Linked DNA regions of Mus musculus: region 1 is linked to region 2. Evidence: chromatin loops called from intact Hi-C (ENCODE). Cell type or tissue: heart. All regions are shown on one strand. Links, peaks and the distances in the headings refer to the core of each region. The heading gives the core; the rest is flanking DNA.

Region 1 (5,373 bases), core at 252-5,251, 95 kb before region 2:
TGGAGGAGAGAGAAATGTCATTTGACACCACAAACGCTGCCTCCTTCTCAACCTGGAGGCCCCACCTGCCGGCATGTTTGCAAGGCTAATTCCAATCTCACTATTTGAATACACTTGCAAGCTGGGAAAACAAGCCAATAGTTCAGAGGATCCAAGGCAAACTCCGTCTGACAGCCCTAGCCCCGACGGCTGCCAAGACTGATTGACTGGCTGGTTATATTTAGAGGTGGAGGAGGAGGGGACATCAAACAGTGTAGGGCCTCCCGAACTCAAGAATGCTGTGTTGAGAACGACAGACTAGCAAATAAACAGCCGACAGCCATTCGGCTACATCATCTGGCATCCGCAAGGCACAGGCTCGCCTCCATAAACTACAGGGAATTTCAAAAGCCACCCACACCATGGCAAAAAAGAAACAACAGGCAATTAGGCCAGGTTCTGCCACAGCATCCTCACAGTTCCTCTTTGGCAGCAAGTAAACAAATAGATATGATCTAATCCTTGCTCCCCATCACCTCCGTATTCTTGCTCTGAGACAGCATGATATGGAGCAAAGACCAAGCCAAGGTTCCATGGTACAAAGAAAACCTTCTGTTTTAAACTTGGCCCTACCAGGATACACTAACATACTCCCTTAATCTCATCCTTCCAGAGGCTAAGGCAGGAGGGTCACAAGTTCAAAGCCAGCCTGGAATAAATATAGAGAGACCTTATCTCAAAACAATAATTATTGTTGTTATTATTATTGTTAATTAGGGCAGGGAGAAGAACTTAGTTGGTAAAGTACTTGTCTTACAAGCACAAGAATTCTATCCTCAAAACCTGTGGGGTTTTTTTTAATTGTTGTCATTTAGCTTTTTATTTTATTTATTTGCTTTTTTTTTTTTTAAGTTAGGAGTGATGGCTCATGACTGTAATCCCAGAATTGGAAGGCAGAGGTGGGTGGATCCCTGGAGCTCAGACACTCTGGCTAGTTCCAAACCAGTAAGTGACCCTGCCTCAATAAAAAGGTGAAGAGTGTCTAAGCAAACACACCCTCGGGCTTCCACACACGGACAAACACGCGTGTACCCAACACACATATAAGCACCAATGGAGGTACAACACCTAACAGGTCCTATGCTATTAACTATTACATGGAGAGGTAGAGTGAGCTAAGTTTTATTTCTCCTCTCCTCTAAAAGACAGAAACAGCAACTGAGTCTAAACAGAGATCGGGATTGTTATTTACAACCCCCAACAGCATGCTTTATAGCATCCTAACGGCTGCTGCACATACGTGATCCCTTCATAGGACAGTGAGGAACGGAGAGGAGTCAGAGAGACTCCAGAATAAAACTGGAAGCCATCAGAACCACAGGCCTGACTCTAAGGTCAGTCAGGATAGATAGTATCCATCACAGGGAGAGTCTCTTCACTCAGTCAGCATCTGAGACGCTTCAACGCGCCAGGCACACAGTACACAGGGGGCTGTGACATGGCTGGGCCACAGTTCAGTAGCAGAGGCCTAGTCTTGCGTGTGCAGAACCCTGGGTTTTATCTTCAACATCAGGGAAGAAAAAGGATTCGGATACATATACAGGAATAAAGCAAAGAAACAAGAGAGGATAAGAAGCTCCCAACACCAGAGGAGCAAGAAGTGCTCAAAAGAATGCAATCTGCTAGGATGACATTGCAGCTTTCTCCCCCTGCCCTGCCCTTGACTCTCCTAGACTTTGAGCCTGCCAACAGGTGCTGCTGTCCTAGAGAGGCTCCTCCACATTCATGCTGAGGTATGCCTTCCTGTTGCACTCACAGATGCGACTGGGTCTGGCTTTGAGACCACCCCACTCTCCCTCTAGAACAGCAGTTTTCAACCCATGGGTCATGATCACGGCTTTGGAGATAAAGTAATTCTTTCACCTAAGACCACTGGAAAACAAAATTCATAACAGTAGCAAATTTACAGTTATGATGTAGCAACAAAAATAATTTATGTGGGGGTGGTGTCACCACAACACTGGGAACTGTATTAAAAAGTTGCAGCGGTAGGAAGGTTGTGAACCAGTGTCCCAGAGTACCTGTGCCAGGAGGTACCACCCGGGTACCTACCTGTGGCATCTGTGATATCTGTCCCCATAGTCCCGGTGCTCCATGTGACTTCCCCTCCCCCTTTCCAAGGTCCCCTGAGCATCCCAAGAGCACAGTAAGTGTCCACGGACACTAGCTAAGATGAATGAATACCCACAGTTCACAGACTATGCCCCGAGGGAACTCCCCAGAACCGCATGCCTCAGTTTCCCCATCTGCTGACCTTCAAGGGTGTGTTTGTGTATGTGCCCTTGAGTCTCAATAGAGGATTGGTATCTCTGAATATAACCGGATCCTTGCAAACAGCAAATGTTTTCTGTTAAAATGAAAAGTCAGTTCTCTGGATATCAACTGCTGACAGACAGGAAGTGCTACAAGGCCTGAAAAACAGACGGGCTCTGGGCTGGATTTTTGTAAACTGTTTTTGTTTTAATAAACTGAGGCTTTTGTTTTGTACCAAAAAAAAAAAAAAAAAAAAAAAATCTAGTGCTCTGACGGATGAAAGCCAACAATGCTAAAAAAAGAACGGGTGGGGGATTGGGTGGGGGTGTTGGGAGGTGGGGACGACAATGGAGGGACAGAGGAGGAGCTGTGGAAGATAAATGGCCTAGGCAGATCTGAGCAACAGATCCAGGTTGACAGAACACAAAGCACATACAGGACCCAAGTGTCCCCACTGTTCGGTTGTTAGCACAAGACCACCCCAAGTGGGGGCTCCGGGCTTGAAGGACGGAGGGGGGTGTGGCACTCAAATCCAAGGACCCAGCAGATGCTGGCTTTTTAGGGGCTGACGAGGGGAACTTCATGGTTTCAGTTATTTGGGTTTTTTTTTCCCCCTTGTGGCCTGGAGGATAGAGAGGGGAAGGGGGCTTCACAGAAGTGGCGGTCAGCGCACGGGTGGGAAACTGGGCTTAAATGCAAAGCCATTAGAGAAGCCTAACTTTTAATTTATCAATTAGACACCATCTGTGGATTGTGCTCCTTGGAATAACTGTTGAATCTGACAACGCACTGCGGCTTCACGAAGTTTCTGCTGTCCTTGATGCTGTTTAATTAAATTTCTGCACTTAACTCTGATTGCACCACGGCAAGCCTGATGTCTTCCTTCCCCACATTGGGTCCCTCGGCCACCTGCTGTGGCGGAGCCAAGCCTGTTTCCAGAGCAGGGGGAAATATGTATTTTCCTTGATTTTTTGTTTTGTCTTTTTTTTTTCTTTTTTAAAAGCCTTGTCTTTTCTGAACCTTCACCCGAAGGACTCAGTTCCTCTGCTGTAGGAATGGGCACTGTCTCTGGACTCAGTCAGCCCAACCTTAGGCCTACCTGTACCACCTCCGTGAGATCTTTCTGTTCTTTTTATTATGTCTCACTGAGTTAACAAAATTCAGTCTCAGTTAGCAAGTGCAGGGAGAGGTGACTTAAAATAGAACCAAATAAATGAGCATATAAGCCAACAGAAGGCAAGCGTCAAGTGGCCTCTGCTCCTGACCCTGGAAAGGGAACTGCAGATCAGCACCAGGTGGGGGAGCCTCCAGGCCCCGCCCACGGTGCAGGGTCCAGCTTTAGGTACAGCCAAGACCTACCCAGGACTCTCCTGTAGCCTTCGCTTATAATGTTTTTGGTGACAAAATAATATAACAGCGGACCACTCTCTCACTTCCTGTCTCCACAGACCCAAGTTTCCTTTAGAAATCTGATAGGAGGGCAACCATACAATCTTGGTTCCTTGTACTTAGCACACTCTGCAGGATTCTTCTGGATGCTTCGACAATACTCCATCCTATATGTTTGGTTTACTTTTCCATTAGTTGATGGATATTACCTGGTTTCTACCTGTGACTACTACAAGCAATACTGTAATAGTGATCACGGGTGTTCAGATACCTATTCAAGTTCCTGCCTTCTTAATATGGTGTGTGTGTGCGTGAACACATAGCACATACATGTCATATAACATCTCTATGTCCAATTATTGAGAAAACACCATGGCTGCGCCATTTATATTCCCACCAACATCAAGATGCATTCCAACAGCTTTATTCTTTTTTAGTTTTCAGTTTTCTGGGATTTATTTTATTTTACATGTGTGAGGGTTTTGCCTGCCTGTATGTAGGTGCATCACATGTGTGCCCAGTGCCTATGGAGGTCAGAAGAAAGCATAAGACTGGACTTACACAGGTTTGTGAGCCACCATGTAGGTGCTGAGAATTGAATCTTGGTCCTCTGCAAAAACAGCCAGTGTCCTTAACTGCTGAGCCACCTCTCCAGCCCCTATTTTTCTTTAAGATAGAACCTCTTGCATCCCAGCCTCAAACTCATGAACCCCTTGCATCCCAGCCTCAAACTCACTATGTAGCTTAAAGTGACCTTGAGTACTATAAAGTGACCTTGAACTTGTGACCCTCCGGTCTCTACCTCCTGAGTTCTGAGATCACAGGCATGAGTTGATGTCCCGCTGGGATTGGGACCCAGGACATTGTGCCTCCTAGGCAAGCACCACCTTGAGCATTGAGCTCCACCTCCAGGCCTGTTTTGGGAGGAGGGACAGGGCTTTAACTTCTGTTGAGGACCACAGCCAGAGCCTCATTCACCTCGGTGTTTTACCGGCCTCCACCCCAGACCAGCAGCTCTCGTTATTTAAACAGAAACTTTCCCATTACGATCTCTATTCTTGGGCTGAGCACTGCCATTTCCAGGCCCATTCTGAACCCAAATATTCTATGAATATGGAGATATTCTATGAATACGAAGATAAATAATTCAGTGCAAGCCGTAGCATATAAAGAGAGAGAAGAAGGGGCTGAAGGGTCCAGGCCCTGTGAACGCCTGTGAAAAATAAACTTGGCACTCTCCCACCCACCTCTAACCGCATGGCTCCTCCAACTTAAAACCTCAAGTTCAAAAGATTTATGGACTAAAACTTCAGAACTATAAAATAAAACGCGCAGGAAATGCCGTTGCAAGAGTCAATGGCTCATTACAACAGCCGCTAAGGAGCCAGAAACCCACAGGGCGAACGGAATTGGACCCGATACTCATTTCCCCGGTGGGCCAAGGAGCCAGAGACACCCGATTCACTCCCCCACTTCCAGACGTGGGGTTTAGGGGAGTTTTCATCCTAAGAATACCGTAAGATCCTGATTTGGAGGATGAAGCCTTTTGCTCCTCAAAACACAAGCAACACCACAACCCTTCAACCTGTCCCCGTCCCAGAACAAACTTAAAGAGAAATGGAACTGGCCTGAGCTGGTTGGTTCCTTTGCTCTCAGAGTTCTTAGCTCCACTGGGATGCAGGTGATGCCGTG
Region 2 (5,373 bases), core at 111-5,110:
CTCTCTGACCTCCACGTAAGGACTTTCGCCTCTAAACTCTGAATTTTAAAAACTTCAAATGCTGTAAAAGTACCCACACACAAATGAAAGACCTGAGAAAGGGGGGGGGGGGAGATTCACTTTGAAATCCAAGGTTTATCAGCTTTCAATTTGCCATCTGGAGTAAACCCACTGGATGCCCAATTGCCTCTGCCTGTATCTCTCTTCCTTTCTCAAACCACAGCTCAAATCACTAGGAGTCCCAGTGAAACCTGTTGCCTGGACCTAAGATGAGCGCCCCCTCCCATTGGCCCCACCCCTGCCTCCTCCGCCAGGAAGCAGGCTGTGCCTTCCTTCTACAAGCCAATCCCAATGCCACAGGCTGTGCTCGGCTGACAAAGAAAGTTCCATTTACTCTGCATTGGAGTTTCTTTGCAAGGTCCCTTGGCGGGAGGCTGCCCTCTCAGGGAGCCGACCCCCCTCCCCCCAACCTTGGCTTGGCAGCGTCTGAAGCTGCAATGGGACAGACACTAAAAAGGAAACCCCCAAAACCAGCCACCGCAGCAAACTTCTGAGCCAACTCGCTAGCTGTTTAAAAGTACCCAGTTCTAGCACAGAAGCAAAAGAAGGCGCTGTCCCTTTAAACAGGGCTGTCAATGCCCAGACCGGTACTGAAAAGGGGCAAACAACAACTATTTAGAAAAAAAAAAAAAAAGCAACCTACCGTCTTGGAATCTAACTCATGGTGGGGCTGACCTAATACTTTATCTACACTTGCTGGGTCTGCGAAGGTGACGAAACCGAAGCCTCTGGAAGGAGACAAAGAGGGAGAAAAACAAACAAAATGTGACACTACTGAGCGCAACAAGGAGACCCTATATGTAGACTAGGATGCGAATGTTGCCCCCACGCACCCCCCATCCCCACCAGCTCCCTCTATTCTCCTCTAACCCACAGCCCTCTGCCTCAAGAGGTAAAAATACCAAGGTTAGTGGGGGAAGCGGGACGAGGGGGCAGGGCGGCTGGAGGTAACTTGGAAAATGCTGGTGTCTCCACTCTGGCCGCCTCAGTTTCCTCTCCTCCTCTTCCCTTTCTTAAGGCTTTGTTTTATTCCGAAGGAAAACGGACACTAAGATATTCATTCACCTCCCAAAGAGGGGACTTCAGAGTTTGGGAGTGTGCAGAAGGCATACATTCAAATTTTTAAATTAAAAAAAAAAAAAAAACTATGTGGAAAGTGGGTGAACTGAATGTCATTTTAAACAAGAGAACAAGAAGCGACAGGAAAATGACTTCAAGCGGGAGAGATGGGCGTCTCTGAATCCAGAGTTCGGCCCTAATTAACAATAACCTTTGGGGTTATGGGGGGGGGGAGCGACGTTCCAACCAGCCACGCGCCTGAGCCCCATTCTAAATCCGCTTAGCTACTTCCGAAGACACCTCCAAAAATAAAACTAAAACTTTGTTCTAAAATAAAGGCAAAATCGAGAAGGGAATGCGTTACCTGGAGCGTTTCGTTGTGGGATCTCTCATGACCATACATTCTCTAATTTCTCCAAATTTGCTAAAATAGTCTCTAAGGCTATCTGTAGAGAGAGAGGGAGAGAGAGAGAGATGGGGGGGTGGGAGAAGGTGTGGAGGGGGGAGCAATGCAATTTTTTGATCAAGGACAAAAAGCAAAAGTAGTTTTCTGTTGTTATTCTGTTTTGTTTTTGCAATATTTTTGCACACGAGGGGGAAATTCAGCAACAGAGGTCGCGTAGAGGGCTCGGAAAGGATTTGCTATTTAAAAAAATAACCTTGCACAGGAGAAGTGGGGAGCCAATGGCGGGGTGGGGGGGCTCTTACACTGGGATAACAAAGAGCAATAAAGAAGCCAAGAAGGGGGGGACCCAGGCGTCCCCCCCTCCCTCCCTTACCTGGTGAGGTCTGCCAGCTCAGTCCACCGATAAACATTTTACTAGAGGGAGAAAACATAACCGAAGTGAGCACCGATGTCAGATCGGCCATTTTGACGTGTAACTTACAAAAGCTAAAAGGAAAGCTGGGGGGGAGCGGGCGAGCGCGAGCCTGGAGGTGGGCTGGGGGAGAAGGTGGCGGCCCCACGCCACCCCAAGGTGCGCGAGTGCCCCAAGGGTGCGCGCGGGGGCGCGGGGGGCGCGCGAATGCCCCGCTCCGCACCGTCGCCCGCACAGCCCCGAACGAGCCCGCGGCGGCGCGGTGGGCAGCGGCTGGAAACTTACCCGGGGTCGTGCTGGGAGTCGTTGGCGCTGCCCGAGGTGCCTGGGCTCCCATTTGCCTCCATAGCGGAGCCCCCCCGCCCCCCCACCCCCGACACACCGAGCCCCACAGCGAAGCGGAGCGCAGCGGCGGCCGGCTCCGAGCCCCAGATCTCCGTCCCTCCTCCCCCGCCTCCTCCCCCCGCCCGGCGGCTGCGAAGCTCCGCGAGCGCCGAGCCGGGCCAGCGGCGAGAGCCCGTCACACGTGGGCTCGGCTCAGCTCAGCCCCGCCGCCTCGCACACCCCCCGTCCCCGCCCCCCCGGCCCATCCCCACCTCTCCCCCTCCTCCTCCCCACCCCCATCTCCTCCTCCTCCTCCCCCTCCTCCCCGCGCACGTGGGGCGGAGTTCTAGAACGTCGTGTAACCAATGCGGTGACGTCACGCACCCCGTTCGGTCCCCCGCCTGTCCGCGCGCGCACACGCTCGGCCCCCCGCGGCAGCGGGACCCATCAGGGGCGGCGCGCGAGCCCCGCGACTCGAGTGGGGGGGTTGGCCACGCCAAGCAGGCGGGGAGACGGGAAGCGCACCCCGAGTCGGCTCAGATCACATGGGCTGGGTGTGGGGGAGGGGGAGGCGCGGGGAGCTCGGCCCGGGCTGTTCGCTGGGCCGGGAGGCGGCAGCGCCCCCGGGCCCCCCTAGTTCGGACTATTCATTCAAGTTCCTGGGGCCCTGCGCCCGATTCGGAGGTGGCACCCGCCGCCCTCCCTGCCTCTGTGCCCCCGTTTCCAGCCACCGCGCGGAAATTTAGGTCAAGGACGCCGGGAGCACACCCACACCCTGCGCTCCCAGGGCAGTCCTCGAGAACCCCGGGATCTGGGGGGCTTGCGGATGGAGGAGACCCTCCTGCACGAACACCAGCCACAAGTTTTATTTTCCCTTCGCGCGGCAAGTTCTCTGGCTCCCGCTCCACACTGGCACGTCCTGCACGGCTCCCCGCCCTTCCCCGCCAGAGGTACGGAGCCGTGCCCGCGAAGGTTATTTCGGAACTTTGAGAAACTGACGCGATAGATAACAGGGGGCGAGGAAGCAACCAGACAGGGCTTGCGCCTTACTCAGACCGCGATTTGAAAATATAATAAAGTGGGCTTGTAGGGGTCAAGGTCAAATGATTGGGGTTCAAAGCAAATGTTCATGGAGATTGAGTAGCAGTTTGGGAGTATCCCGAGGGTGGTTAAGATAGGTGCTTATTTCAGAAAATCCCTCGACCATTCATCCGTTATCTAATTTATTTATGTTTAAAGTTACTAGGGCTTCCTCTGTAAAGAGTGTAAGCGCCAGGAGTGAAATGGCTCTCTATCTCCCAAGACCTGCGGTAGGTCTTGGAGATAACAAAGCACCTTACCCCTAGTTTTTGGAACTAGGAGCCTCACAGATTCTGACACTTAGTAGGTGTTTGGTAAAAGTTCCCTTTCTCCCCTGGCAAAGTGTAAACTCCAAAGGATTGGTGACTGTAGCTTCCCGGGGGAATCGCACACTTCGTATTCCAGGCTGGCCAGATTCAGGCTGTATTCAATTTATGGAGTATTTAAAACAGTACGGATACAATTATCCTTATTGTTTTAAATTATTACAATAAACCAAGTTAATATGGCATGAGGGGCAACATAAAGTTGTGGTTCATCAAATCCCTGGGTTAATGTTAAGCATGCATTGATGCACAATTAACACTTTCCCATTAATTTTCATAGGATTAGGAGACAATGGAATTCACTCATCACCAAAACTATGCCGTGTCCATTGTGGGTTTGGAGACATTTGGAAAAATCTCAACACAGCCAAAGCTTTTGAGTGGTCAGACTGTCAATCTCTCTGTCCCCTAAACTGGGGTAGTGCCTCTCTGACAGCATGGATGGGCGGAGCATTTGTAGTGAACAATGTAACAATGTCAAAGTCCCTTTTTAAAATTGTGTACTTACATGGACTGTGTTTATTATAAATTGTGAATATGATTTTTAGAAGGCACTTCATAAGACTTCAGACCACAAACCCTGCTGTTTCCCAACACTCCAAACAAACTGATTTTTGAATCATCTGGGTTCCCATGTGTTAAAGAGCTGCATGTTTTTATGATGGTAATTGTTTTTTTGCGATTATTCTCAATCACAAAGTACAGGCAACACAGCTAATTGGATTATATTTTGGATTTTTACCGCAGAACCACAGATCATCAGAGCTAGAAAGGCCTTTCTTTACCCGGCTCCTTCCTTGAATATGGGAGTCCCAAAGGTGCCAGGCTGTCAGGCCGCCTTCCCACCCCAACCAGTTAATACCTAAAAGGGGCTCTGGCCATGGTTCAGTGCCCTTTGACTCTGTAGTGTGCTGTTTGTTGTTCCTCGATAGGCAGAAGTCAGTGGCTACCTTCCTGATGGAGACTTGAACAAACTGTTAAGTGGTGAGCTGGGAGGAGACCTGATGGGGCGGGGCCCCGAGCACTGCAGTGTCCAAGCCAGAGACTGATAAAGGACTAAAGGAGAAGGCTACTACGTCACTGCACTGTTTTTCTTAAGGTTGGTATTGTTGGAGTTGGAGTCTTGCAATGCAAGAACCCAGACAGGCCTTGAACTGGAGAGAGCATCCTGACACTGGCCACACCACCACCACCACCAAGTTTTATTTTTCCTTCGCAGATTGTGTTGTTTTGTTGAGATGGTGTCTCATGCGGCCCAGGCTGATGGTGAACTCCATAGATTGCGGAGGATCACGGCCTTGAACTTCTGACATTCTTGCCTCTGCTGTTGCAATTGTAGCTTGGGGCCACCGTGCCAGGTTTGCAGTGCTGGAGATCAACCCCTAGGCTCCCAGTGTCGCAGGGAAGCTTCCACCAACTGAGCCACACACCCAGCCTTCAGGAGGTTGTTTTGCTTGTCCCATCTCACTGCACTCACCACATACCTAGGTGGCAACACTCTGCTACAGGCCTTCTTCCCCTGCTCCCTGGTTCTGAGATTTGACCGATGTACAGATTGTAGGGTGACCATCAAGATAAACATGTGGGACAGTTTCATTGTCCAAAGCAAACACACACACACACACACACAAAAAAAAACCCTCCCCCTACCGCCCTTTGCACTAGGATTAGTAAGGGTTGATGATTCAGTGTTTCTTCTCCAGCTC

The links. Peaks named below come from ENCODE experiments on the same cell type or tissue, not always from the same donor. Only the 100,000 strongest peaks of a DNase experiment are listed, where the experiment ranks them.
Region 1: a loop joins it to region 2, with 2.8 times the contacts of the local background. A loop is called at or near these places in 9 of 42 quality-filtered maps.

The regions. Positions count from the first base shown.
Region 1 is chr11:88,620,281-88,625,653 of GRCm38, forward strand. All of the region lies in intron 5 of Msi2 (musashi RNA-binding protein 2), which reads right to left. 0610039H22Rik (RIKEN cDNA 0610039H22 gene) reads left to right here. Exons shown (of 3, transcript NR_131025.1): 2 at 892-984; 3 at 3,030-3,146. Among named protein-coding and RNA genes, the nearest start is that of 0610039H22Rik, 3.7 kb to the left of the region's middle. In heart, for the core only: no CTCF peak of the experiment used is centred there; a DNase peak (open chromatin) is centred at 2,148; H3K4me3 peaks cover 307 bases; H3K27ac peaks cover 3,708 bases.
Region 2 is chr11:88,715,807-88,721,179 of GRCm38, forward strand. Msi2 (musashi RNA-binding protein 2) reads right to left here and starts at 2,423. Exons shown (of 14, transcript NM_054043.3): 1 at 2,223-2,423; 2 at 1,899-1,939; 3 at 1,484-1,565; 4 at 704-788. The coding sequence starts at 2,284. It overlaps C030037D09Rik (RIKEN cDNA C030037D09 gene), which reads left to right and starts at 2,837. Exons shown (of 4, transcript NR_038058.1): 1 at 2,837-3,211; 2 at 4,600-4,766. In heart, for the core only: no CTCF peak of the experiment used is centred there; DNase peaks (open chromatin) are centred at 405 and 2,675; H3K4me3 peaks cover 4,279 bases; H3K27ac peaks cover 4,682 bases.